Linked DNA regions of Homo sapiens: region 2 is linked to region 1. Evidence: chromatin loops called from intact Hi-C (ENCODE). Cell type or tissue: IMR-90. All regions are shown on one strand. Each heading gives the region's core, and the rest is flanking DNA. Links, peaks and the distances in the headings are about the cores only. Region 1 overlaps IFT74 (intraflagellar transport 74). Region 2 overlaps IFT74 (intraflagellar transport 74).

Region 1 (5,390 bases), core at 224-5,223:
TTGTAGTGAGCAGAGATTGCGTCACTGCACTCCAGCCTGGGCAACAGAGCGAGATTACATCTCAAAAAAAAAAAAAATTTTTTTTTAATTTAAAAAACGTCTCCCAGCAAAGAAAAGCTCAGGACCTGATGACTTCACTGCTGAGTTCCACCAAACATTTAAAAAAGAACTAATACTGATCCTACTAAAACTATTCTGAGAAATAGAAGAGGAGAAAATGCTTTCAAACTCATTCTACAAGACCAGTATTATCCTGATTAAAAAAAAAAAAAAAAAGACAAGACATATGAAGAAAACAGAAAACTATAGGCCAATATCCCTGATGAACATTGGTGCAAAAATCCTCAACAAAGTACCAGCAAACTGAATTAAACAACACATTAAAAAGATCATTTGTCATGACTCACTGGTATTTACCCCAGGTAACTAAAGATAGTTCAACATGTGCAAATCAATCAATGTGATAAATCATACCATCAGACTGAAGGACAAAAGCCTTCCGTTGATATTGTAAAAGCATTTGATGACATTTAACATCTCCTGATGATCAAAATCCTCAAAAAACCAGGTATAGAAGGAACATATCTAAATACAATAAAAGCTATATATGACAGATCCACAGCTAGTATCCTATGGAATGAGGAAAAACTGAAAGCCTTTCCTCTAAGATCTAGAACACAACAAGGATGCCCACTTTCACCACTGTTATTCAACACAGTACTGGAATTCCTGGCTAGAGCAATCAGACAACAAAAAGAAATAAAGGGCATCCAAACTGGAAAGGAAGAAGTCAAATTAACTCTGTTTGCAGATGATATGATCTTATATTTGGAAAAACCTAAAGACTCCACCAAAAAAACTATCTGAACTGATAAATAGTAAATTCAGTAAAACTCAGAAAAATTGCAGGATACAAAAATCAATAGCATTTCTATATGCTAACAGGGAACAACATGAAAAAAATCAAGAAAGTTATCCCATTTACAATAGCTACAAATAAAATAAAATACCTAGGAATTAACCCAAGAAGTGAAAGATCTCTACAATGAAAACTATAAAACACTGATGCAATGAACTGAAGAGAACAACAAAAAATAGAAAGATATTCCATGTTCATGGATTGGAAGAATCAACATTGTCAAAATATCCAGAATATCCAAATTAATCTACAAATTCAATGCAATCCTTGTCAAAATATCAATGACATTCTTCTCAAAAATAGAAAAAAAAATCCTAAAATTTATATAGAACCATAAAAGATCTAGGATAGCCAAACCCATCCTGAATTAAAAAAAAAAGGAAAAGAAAAAGAAAAGCATACTGGCATAAAAACAGAATAGAGAACCCAGAAATAAATCCATATATCTAGAGTGAACACATTTTTGACAAAGATGCAAGGAACATACACTGAGGAAATGCCAGTTTCTTCAATAAATGGTACTGGGAGAACTGGATATCCATAGACAAAAGAATGAAACTAGACCCATATCTCTCACCATATACAAGAATCAAATCAAAATGGATTAAAGACTTAAGACCTCAAACTATGAAACTACTAAAAGAAAACACAGGGGAAATTATCCAGAACATTGGTCTAAGCAAAGATTTCTTGAGTAATATCCCACAAGCAAAGGAAACCAAAGCAAAAATGAACAAATAGAATCACATCAAGTTAAAAAGCACCTGCACAGCAAACAATCAACAAAGTGAAGGGACAACCAACATAATAGGAGAAAATATATGAAAACTATTCATCTGACAAGAAATTAATAAACAGAATATATAAGGTGCTCCAACAACTCACTAGCAAAAAAATCTAATAATACAATAAAAAACGGGCAAAAGGTCTGAATAGACAACTTCTCAAAAGAAGATATACAAACGTCAAACAGGTATACGAAAAGGTGCTCAACATCACTGATCATCAGAGAAATGCAAATCAAAACTACAGTGAGATATCATCTCACTCCAGTTAAAACGACTTTTATCCAAAAGAAAGGCAATAGCAAATGCTGACAAATATATAAAGAAAAGGGAACCTTTGTACAGTGTTGGGGGGAATGTAAGTTAGTATAACTACTATGGAGAACAGTATGGAAGTTCCTCAAAAAACTAAAAATAGAACTATCATATGATCCAGCAATCCCACTGCAAAAGGAAAGAAATCATTATTTCAAAAAGATACCTGCATTCCTATGTTTATCACACTACTTGCCACAATAGCGAATATATGAAAAAAAAACCTGACTGTCCATCAATGGAGATGGAGGGCTACGTAAAGAAAATGTGGTATACATGTATATACATATATATACACACACACATATACACATATATATATATACACATACTATGAAACACTACTCTGCCATAATAAAGAAATCATGTCTTTTGCAGCAATATGGTTGGAACCAGAGGCCATGATCCTAAGTGAAACAATTCAGAAAGAGAAAGTCAAATACCGCATGTTCTCACTTATAAGTGGGAGCTAAACAATGGGTACATACGGACATACAGAGTGAGATAACAGACACTAAAGATTACAAAAGATGAGTGGGAGGAAGGTGAGGGTTGCTAAATTACATATTGGGTACAGTGTTCACTATTCAGGTGATGGGTACACTAAAAGCCCACACTTCATCATTACATAATATATGCATGTAAGACAACTGACCTACCCCATGAATACATACAAATTTTAAAATTTTACAAATAAACAGATAACGTGCCTGGCAAATAGTAGGTGGCCAATAAATGTCAGATTCTTTTTATAAATATTTAATTATCAATTTTTACTGGAATAAAAGAAAAAGATACCCTTACTATCCTATGTATGAAGACTTCAGAAAAATTATTTCAGTCTAAGTTGATGACGATGTCCTAATATTATTACCTGAAACTCTAGAAAAAAAATCTGAAAACTTTAGGAAAATCTGACTTTAACAAAATTATTCCCTCCAAAAAATGCTGCTCTTCTTATGAGTTAACCATAGGACCCAACATTATCTGTAGTTTGCACTTAGCCTACTGTAGGAGGTTGAGTATTGGCCCTCTGCACCTTCTCAGTTGAAATCACCTGTGTGAAAATCAGATAAATTTATGGACATTTTTGTCTATTCATTTATTTCCATTTCAATTCTATGTATTTATAAATTTATGTTTTCTATGTTAAATTGATATCACTTTTAAACTTTTGTTAAAGTATATTATTTTCTGAAATATCTTGAAAGTAGTTTGTAATGACTATCTAACAGCCTTTATAGGGATATACATATCATTATTTAAGATTCACCTGTTGTAAGTCTTCTAGGTTGTTTCCCAATTTTTACATTATAATGATAACGAAAATGTAATAATTATCTTTACAGGATATCCTTCTGCTTAGAATATCAACTCATAAACTTCATCTAACTTTTCCTCATATGATGTGTTTCTCTTATTCACTATTTATGACACACTCTCTTATATTAAGCTCTTTAACATTTACTAGAGTTTACCTCCAGGTGCCGTGGCAATCAGAATATTGTTTCACTCATTGTCTATAACATATTTTACATTAGAGTACTGTACTTTTTCTTATTTTTGTGGTATTGTTCTAGATGAGTTTTAGAATAGTTTTATAATATTACCCCTAGCATCAAAAGAAATGTCATGAAATTTTGATTGGACATAAGGCTTGTGGTCTTAATACAGAAAGAGCACTTAAAAATTAGTAAAGTTTACAACAAATGGAAGAACATTCCATGCTCACGGGTAGGAAGAATCAATATCATGAAAATGGCCATACTGCCCAAGGTAATTTATAGATTCAATGCCATCCCCATCAAGCTACCAATGACTTTCTTCACAGAATTGGAAAAAACTACTTTAAAGTTCATATGGAACCAAAAAAGAGCCCGCATCGCCAAGTCAATACTAAGCCAAAAGAACAAAGCTGGAGGCATCACACTACCTGACTTCAAACTATACTACAAGGCTACAGTAACCAAAACAGCATGGTACTGGTACCAAAACAGAGATATAGATCAATGGAACAGAACAGAGCCCTCAGAAATAACGCCGTATATCTACAACTATCTGATCTTTGACAAACCTGAGAAAAACAAGCAATGGGGAAAGGATTCCCTATTTAATAAATGGTGCTGGGAAAACTGGCTAGCCATATGTAGAAAGCTGAAACTGGATCCCTTCCTTACACCTTATACAAAAATCAATTCAAGATGGATTAAAGACTTAAACGTTAGACCTAAAACCATAAAAACCCTAGAAGAAAACCTAGGCATTACCATTCAGGACATAGGCATGGGCAAGGACTTCATGTCTAAAACACCAAAAGCAATGGCAACAAAAGCCAAAATTGACAAATGGGATCTCATTAAACTAAAGAGCTTCTGCACAGCAAAAGAAACTACCATCAGAGTGAACACGCAACCTACAAAATGGGAGAACATTTTCGCAACCTACTCATCTGACAAAGGGCTAATATCCAGAATCTATCTACAATGAACTCCAACAAATTTACAAGAAAAAAACAAACAACCCCATCAAAAAGTGGGCGAAAGACATCAACCGACACTTCCCAAAAGAAGACATTTATGCAGCCAAAAAACACATGAAACAATGCTCATCATCACTGGCCATCAGAGAAATGCAAGTCAAAACCACAATGAGACACCATCTCACACCAGTTAGAATGGCGATCATTAAAAAGTCAGGAAACAACAGGTGCTGGAGAGGATGTGGAGAAATAGGAACACTTTTACACTGTTGGTGGGACTGTAAACTAGTTCAACCATTGTGGAAGTCAGTGTGGCGATTCCTCAGGGATCTAGAACTGGAAATACCATTTGACCCAGCCATCCCATTACTGGGTATATACCCAAAGGACTATAAATCATGCTGCTATAAAGACACATGCACACGTATGTTTATTGCGGCATTATTCACAATAGCAAAGACTTGGAACCAACCCAAATGTCCAACAATGATAGACTGGATTAAGAAAATGTGGCACATATACACCATGGAATACCATGCAATCATAAAAAATGATGAGTTCATGTCCTTTGTAGGGACATGGATGAAATTGGAAATCATCATTCTCAGTAAACTACCGCAAGAACAAAAAACCAAACACCGCATATTCTCACTCATAGGTGGGAATTGAACAATGAGATCACATGGACACAGGAAGGGGAATATCACACTCTGGGGACTGTTGTGGGGTGCGGGGAGAGAGGAGGGATAGCATCGGGAGATACACCTAATGCTAGATGACGAGTTAGTGGGTGCAGCACACCAGCATGGCACATGTATACATATGTAACTAACCTGCACAATGTGCACATGTACCCTAAAACTTAAAGTATAACAAAAAAATAAAAATAAAA
Region 2 (5,390 bases), core at 134-5,133, 54 kb before region 1:
AGACCTAAACCCATACAAATTCTAGAAGATAACATCAGAAAAACTCTTCTAGACATCGGCATAAGCAAAGACTTCATGAACTGAAAGAACCTAAAAGCAAATGCAACAAAAACAAAGATAAATAGATGGGACTTAATTAAACTAAAAAACTTCTGCACCACAAAAGAATCAGCAGAGTTAATAGACAACCCACAGAGTTGGAGAAAACTTTCCTAAACTGTGCATCTGACAAAGGGCTAATATCTAGAATCTACAACAAGTTCAAACAAATCAGCAAGAAAAAAAAATCCCATAAAAAAGTGAAAAGTGGGCTAAGGACATGAATAGATGACTCTCAAAAGAAGATATACAAATGGTCAACAATCATAGGAAATGATGCTCAACATCATTATCAGGGAAATGCAAATCAAAACCACAATGCAATACCACCTTACTCCTGCAAGAATGGCCATAATTAAAAAATTTTTAAAAATAGATGTTGGTGTGGATGTGGTGAAAAGGGAACACTTTTACACTGCTTGTGGAAATATAAAGTAGTACAACCACTATGGAAAACAGTATGGAGATTCCTTAAAGAACTAAAAGTAGGTCTACCATTTGATCTAGCGATCCCACTACGAGGTATCTATCCAGAGGAAATAGAAGTCATTATATGAAAAGACACTTGCACACGCATGTTGACAGCAGTACAATTTGCAACTGGAAAAATATGGAAACAGCCAAAAAGCCAACAATCAACAAGTGAATAAAGAAAATGTGGTATGTATGTGTGTGTGCGTATATATTTATACATATACATACATATATATTTATACATATACATACATATATATATGTTTATTCTACTCAGCCATAAAAAGGAACAAAATAATGGCATTCACAGCAACCTAGACAGAGTTGGAGACAGTTATTCTAAGTGAAGAAACTCAGGAATGGAAAACCAAACATTGTATGTTCTCATTTATAAGTGGGAGCTAAGCTATGAGGACGTAAAGGCATAAGAATGATACAATGGACTCCGGGGACTTGGTGGGAAGAGTGAGAGGTGGGTGAGGGATAAAACACTACACAGTGGGTAGAGTGGACACTGCTTGGTTGATGGATGCATCAAAATCTCAGAAATCACCACTCAAGAAATTATCCATGTAACCAAATACCACCTGTTCCCCAAAAACTACTGAAGTAAAAAAGATAGGCCAGGCGCGGTAGGTCACGCCTGTAAACCCAGCACTTTGGGAGGCCGAGGCGGGCAGATCACGAGGTCAGGAGATCGAGACCATCCTGGCTAACACAGTGAAACCCCGTCTCTACTAAAAATACAAAAAATTAGCCAGGCGCAGTGGCGGGCGCCTGTAGTCCCAGCTACTGGGGAGGCTGAGGCAGGAGAATGGCATGAACCTGGGAGGAGGAGCTTGCAGTGAGCCGAGATTGGGCTGCTGCACCCCAGCCTGGGCAACAGAGGGAGACTCTGTCTCAAAAAAAAAGAAAAAAAAAAAAAAGAAATAAAAAAGATAAAATAAAGCTGCTTTAAATGTTCCTAAAAGAAAAAAATATTCTCTTAGCCATAAGAATATAGAAATTTGCTTACAGTTACAAAAAACAGAAAAAAAAAATTAGTTTCTTAGTACCTTAGCCAGTATTGCAAAACACTTGACACGGGCTGCAATTCAGCTGATACTAGAGACTGTGATTCCAAAATTTAATTTCATAAGTTGTAATCAGCAACAAAAACATTACAATAGAATATGAGAGACATTAAAAGGCAATTTCGTCATTGTTGACTACTTATTAATTTACAACTTAGTTGATTAAAATTAAAACAATCTTAGCCGGGTATGGTGCTGTGTGCCTGTAGTCCCAGCTACTCGGGAGGCTGAGGCATGAGAATCCCTTGAACCCAGGATGTGGAGGTTGCAGTGAGCCAAGATTGCACCACTGCATTCCAGCCTGGGCGACAAACTGGGACTCTGTATCAGAAAAAAAAAAAAAAATTAAATTAAAACAATTGGTATGCTTTCTGGTGACTGGTAGTAAAATGATTGTTTTACAAATTTCAAATAAATGTATTCAAATACAAATAAATGAAATGTAAAATGGTAAAGCTGTTTTGGAAAACAGTCTGGTAGTTCTTCAAAAAGTTAAACATAGTCATGAGTCAGCAATTCCACTCCTAGGTATATATACAAGAGAAGTGAAAACATATGCCCACACAAAAACTTGTACATGGATGTTTATAGGAGCATGACTCATGATAATAAAAAAATGGTAACAGCCCATACATCCATTAATTGATAAATAAATAAAATATGGTATATCCATACAATGGAATACTATTTGGAAATAAAAATTAATAAAATACTAAGCATGTATTAGTATTAATAAAAACTAATACATGCTTAGTATTTTATTAATTTTTATTTCCAAATAATATTCCATTTGTCTTAGTTTTCAAGGCTCACCTATGAGCCTTGGAACAGAACAGAGAACCCAGAAATAAAGCCAAATACCAATAGTCAGCTGATCTTCGAGAAAGCAAGGCTCACTGTGCTAAGTGAAAGCATCCTGACACACAGAAGCACATATTGAATGATTCCATATATATGAAATGTCCAGAATGGGCATGGCTAGAGCTGGGAGAGGGATAAGGGAGGTGATGGTTAAAGGGTGCAGGGTTTTATTGGGCTGACTGAATAGTTCTAAAATTGACTGGGGGCATGGCATACTGGCTCACATCTTTAATCCCAGCTCTTTGGGAAGCTGAGATGGGAGGATCACTTGAGGCTAGGAGCTGGAGACTAGCCTGGGCCACATAGCAAGATCTCGACTCTACTAAAAATAAAAATAAATTAGCCAGATATGGTGGTGTGTGCCTGTAGTCCTGGCTACTTGGGAGGTTTGAGCCCAGGAGTTTGAGGTTACAGTGAGCTATATCATGCCACTTGCACTCCAGTCTGGGCAGCAGAATGAGACCTGGTCTCAAAAAGATAAAAATAAATAAAAATTGAAAAATAAAGGTGATCTAGGTGATGGCTGCACACTTCTGTGAATATACTAAAATGTTTTAAATTGTTTACATTAAATATGTCTATTATATGGTATAAAGTATATCTTAATAAAGATACTTATAAAAAAATTATACTATGCAATGGCTCTTAAACACTCAAAGAAATATTTAAAGCTATAAGTAAAATTGAAAGAATGAAAGCCACTCCTGTACCTTTAGAATGTAATTTTTAAAGTGAGAAATGGATGTAAAATGTCCTAGTATAAAGATACTTACTGTCTTTCCATGCTGGCTATTTCCTGATTATCATCTTTAATCTACAAAGGCATAAAAAGAAAGTAGTATTTAAAAAAATAACTCATTGTAAGGCTATCTTAAAGATAATTTCCTTCTAGAGTACAATTGTACTAAAGTGTCAAATCTACTCTCTTTCTTGAAATCTATTTTTTAGATTTCAACCTTTGAAGTTAAAGGGAACAGCACCAAGGAACCATTCACAGATTCCATCCTTTTTCCTCAAAGTAAGGGTAGTAACTGATATACTCACAGCTACCCTCCAGGCACCATGAGGATAGCTCATCTTCAGGCCTGGATAAGTTGATATAAACATCTAGGATTTCTGAGATTCCCCTCAGTTTCCCACAAGGTAGGGTTGCTAGATTGAGCAAGCCCAGTTAAATCTGAATTTCAGATAAATAGTGAATACCTTTGAGAGGATATATGTACCATGTAATATTTGGAATATCCATATCATTGACAAGCAATAAATAATTTTTCCATATACATATATATATCTGAAAGATTATTTATTGCTTATCTGAAATTCAAATTTAAGCAGCCATTCTATATTTTATGTGGTAGGCGTACCTCAAGATCACTCCTCCCCATCTTTCAATGATTTCTCTCCAAGGAACTACACAGGTTCTAGATTTAATACCTTTTTGAAATGATTCTAATAATTAAATAGTCCCTGAATTGATACCTACATTTCTTCTAAATGCACTGGGCTTGATCTAAGTCTAAGGGCAAAGGAGTCCCTGACTGGAGCTGTGCCCATATACATATGAAGTTCTCCTAAGGCCCTTATAGTTAGGATGTGTCAGGATAAACAACATGCTAATTATAATTTGGAGCTAAACTAAATCCACCCCTGGGGTAGTAAGAAAGCTACTAAATACATGTTACATGTGTCATGACTTTAGGACATACGATAATTTCACAGGACATTTTAATTCCATTCTCTTCATGGAGGCACTGATAATAACAACCACAAAAAGTCATTAGCCTTGGGATACTCCATTTTCTAAATACAAGGCCCAAAACAATAATGAAACATATCTTCAAAAAGATTATCTAAATATTTAATGACCAATAAAGAAGAGTTTCAAGTATTCCTAATAAGGAAAAGTTAGCTTCACCTAAGTTACTATGAAATACTTGATTAAGAAAATCTAGGCTGGGTGCCTATAGTCCCAACACTTGGAGAGGCTGAAATGGGAGGACTGCTTGAGGCCAGGAGCTGGAGACCAGCCCAGGCAACACAGTAAAACCCTATCTCTACAAAAAATAAAAATAAAAAATTGGTGTGTTGGCACATGCCTGCAGTCCCAGCTACTCGGGAGGCTGAGGTGGAGGATCACTTGAGGCCAGCAGCTCAGGGCTACAGTGAGCTATGATTGCACCACTGTGCTCCAGCCTGGGTTACAGAGCAAGATCCTACATCAAAAATAATAATAATAATAATAATAAAAGAGGAAGAAAATCTAGATTAAAAAGTCATTTCTTCACATAAACTATTTTTAGACAATACACTTACTAGCTTTACTACTTGCATTAATATCCCTTTAAAAAAAACAAATCAATACATGTACCAAAACCAGACATCTTAAAATAAGTATGTTTGTTTTGCCCACCTGCTTAAGTAATTTCTCTCTCTCTTCCATTGGAGATCCTATGCTTTTGTCTTCTGCAATCATTTGATCTCGATGGGACTCCAACTCATAAAGTTTTTCATGCAGCAATACCGCCTCCTGTTTCACCTGGGAGTGAGCTATTTCCTAAAGGAAAATAAGAAGGGAAAGTTTTAATTAGTATTTTATCAATAATTATTCTAAAATAGGTTTCAGTTTATAAGAATGGGGGTAAATTTAAACTACTAGCATCTTTAAATACAGACAGCAAATATCATTAGTACTCAATAATGCTACAAAGCACATTCCTAAATTGGAAGAATAAAAATAAATCCTGCTATTTTCAGTCTAAGATTCACAAGAAGTTGATAGCCTTAGTTTATTTTATTTTCTACATATAAGACCTGAATAAGTATAGGACAACTCTACCAATGGGAGGATAAAGACAATGTCAAAACATATGTACAACTTTAAAC

Evidence for each region. Hi-C counts contacts between places; a loop is a spot of excess contacts. Peaks named below come from ENCODE experiments on the same cell type or tissue, not always from the same donor. Only the 100,000 strongest peaks of a DNase experiment are listed, where the experiment ranks them.
Region 2: a loop joins it to region 1, with 2.3 times the contacts of the local background. A loop is called at or near these places in 1 of 110 quality-filtered maps.

The regions. Positions count from the first base shown.
Region 1 is chr9:26,962,953-26,968,342 of GRCh38, reverse strand. All of the region lies in intron 2 of IFT74 (intraflagellar transport 74), which reads right to left. Among named protein-coding and RNA genes, the nearest start is that of IFT74, 9.2 kb to the right of the region's middle. In IMR-90, for the core only: no CTCF peak of the experiment used is centred there; no DNase peak of the experiment used is centred there.
Region 2 is chr9:27,016,578-27,021,967 of GRCh38, reverse strand. It overlaps IFT74 (intraflagellar transport 74), which reads right to left. Exons shown (of 20, transcript NM_025103.4): 11 at 4,918-5,061; 12 at 3,281-3,321. Among named protein-coding and RNA genes, the nearest start is that of LRRC19, 14 kb to the right of the region's middle. In IMR-90, for the core only: no CTCF peak of the experiment used is centred there; a DNase peak (open chromatin) is centred at 2,187; H3K27ac peaks cover 1,540 bases.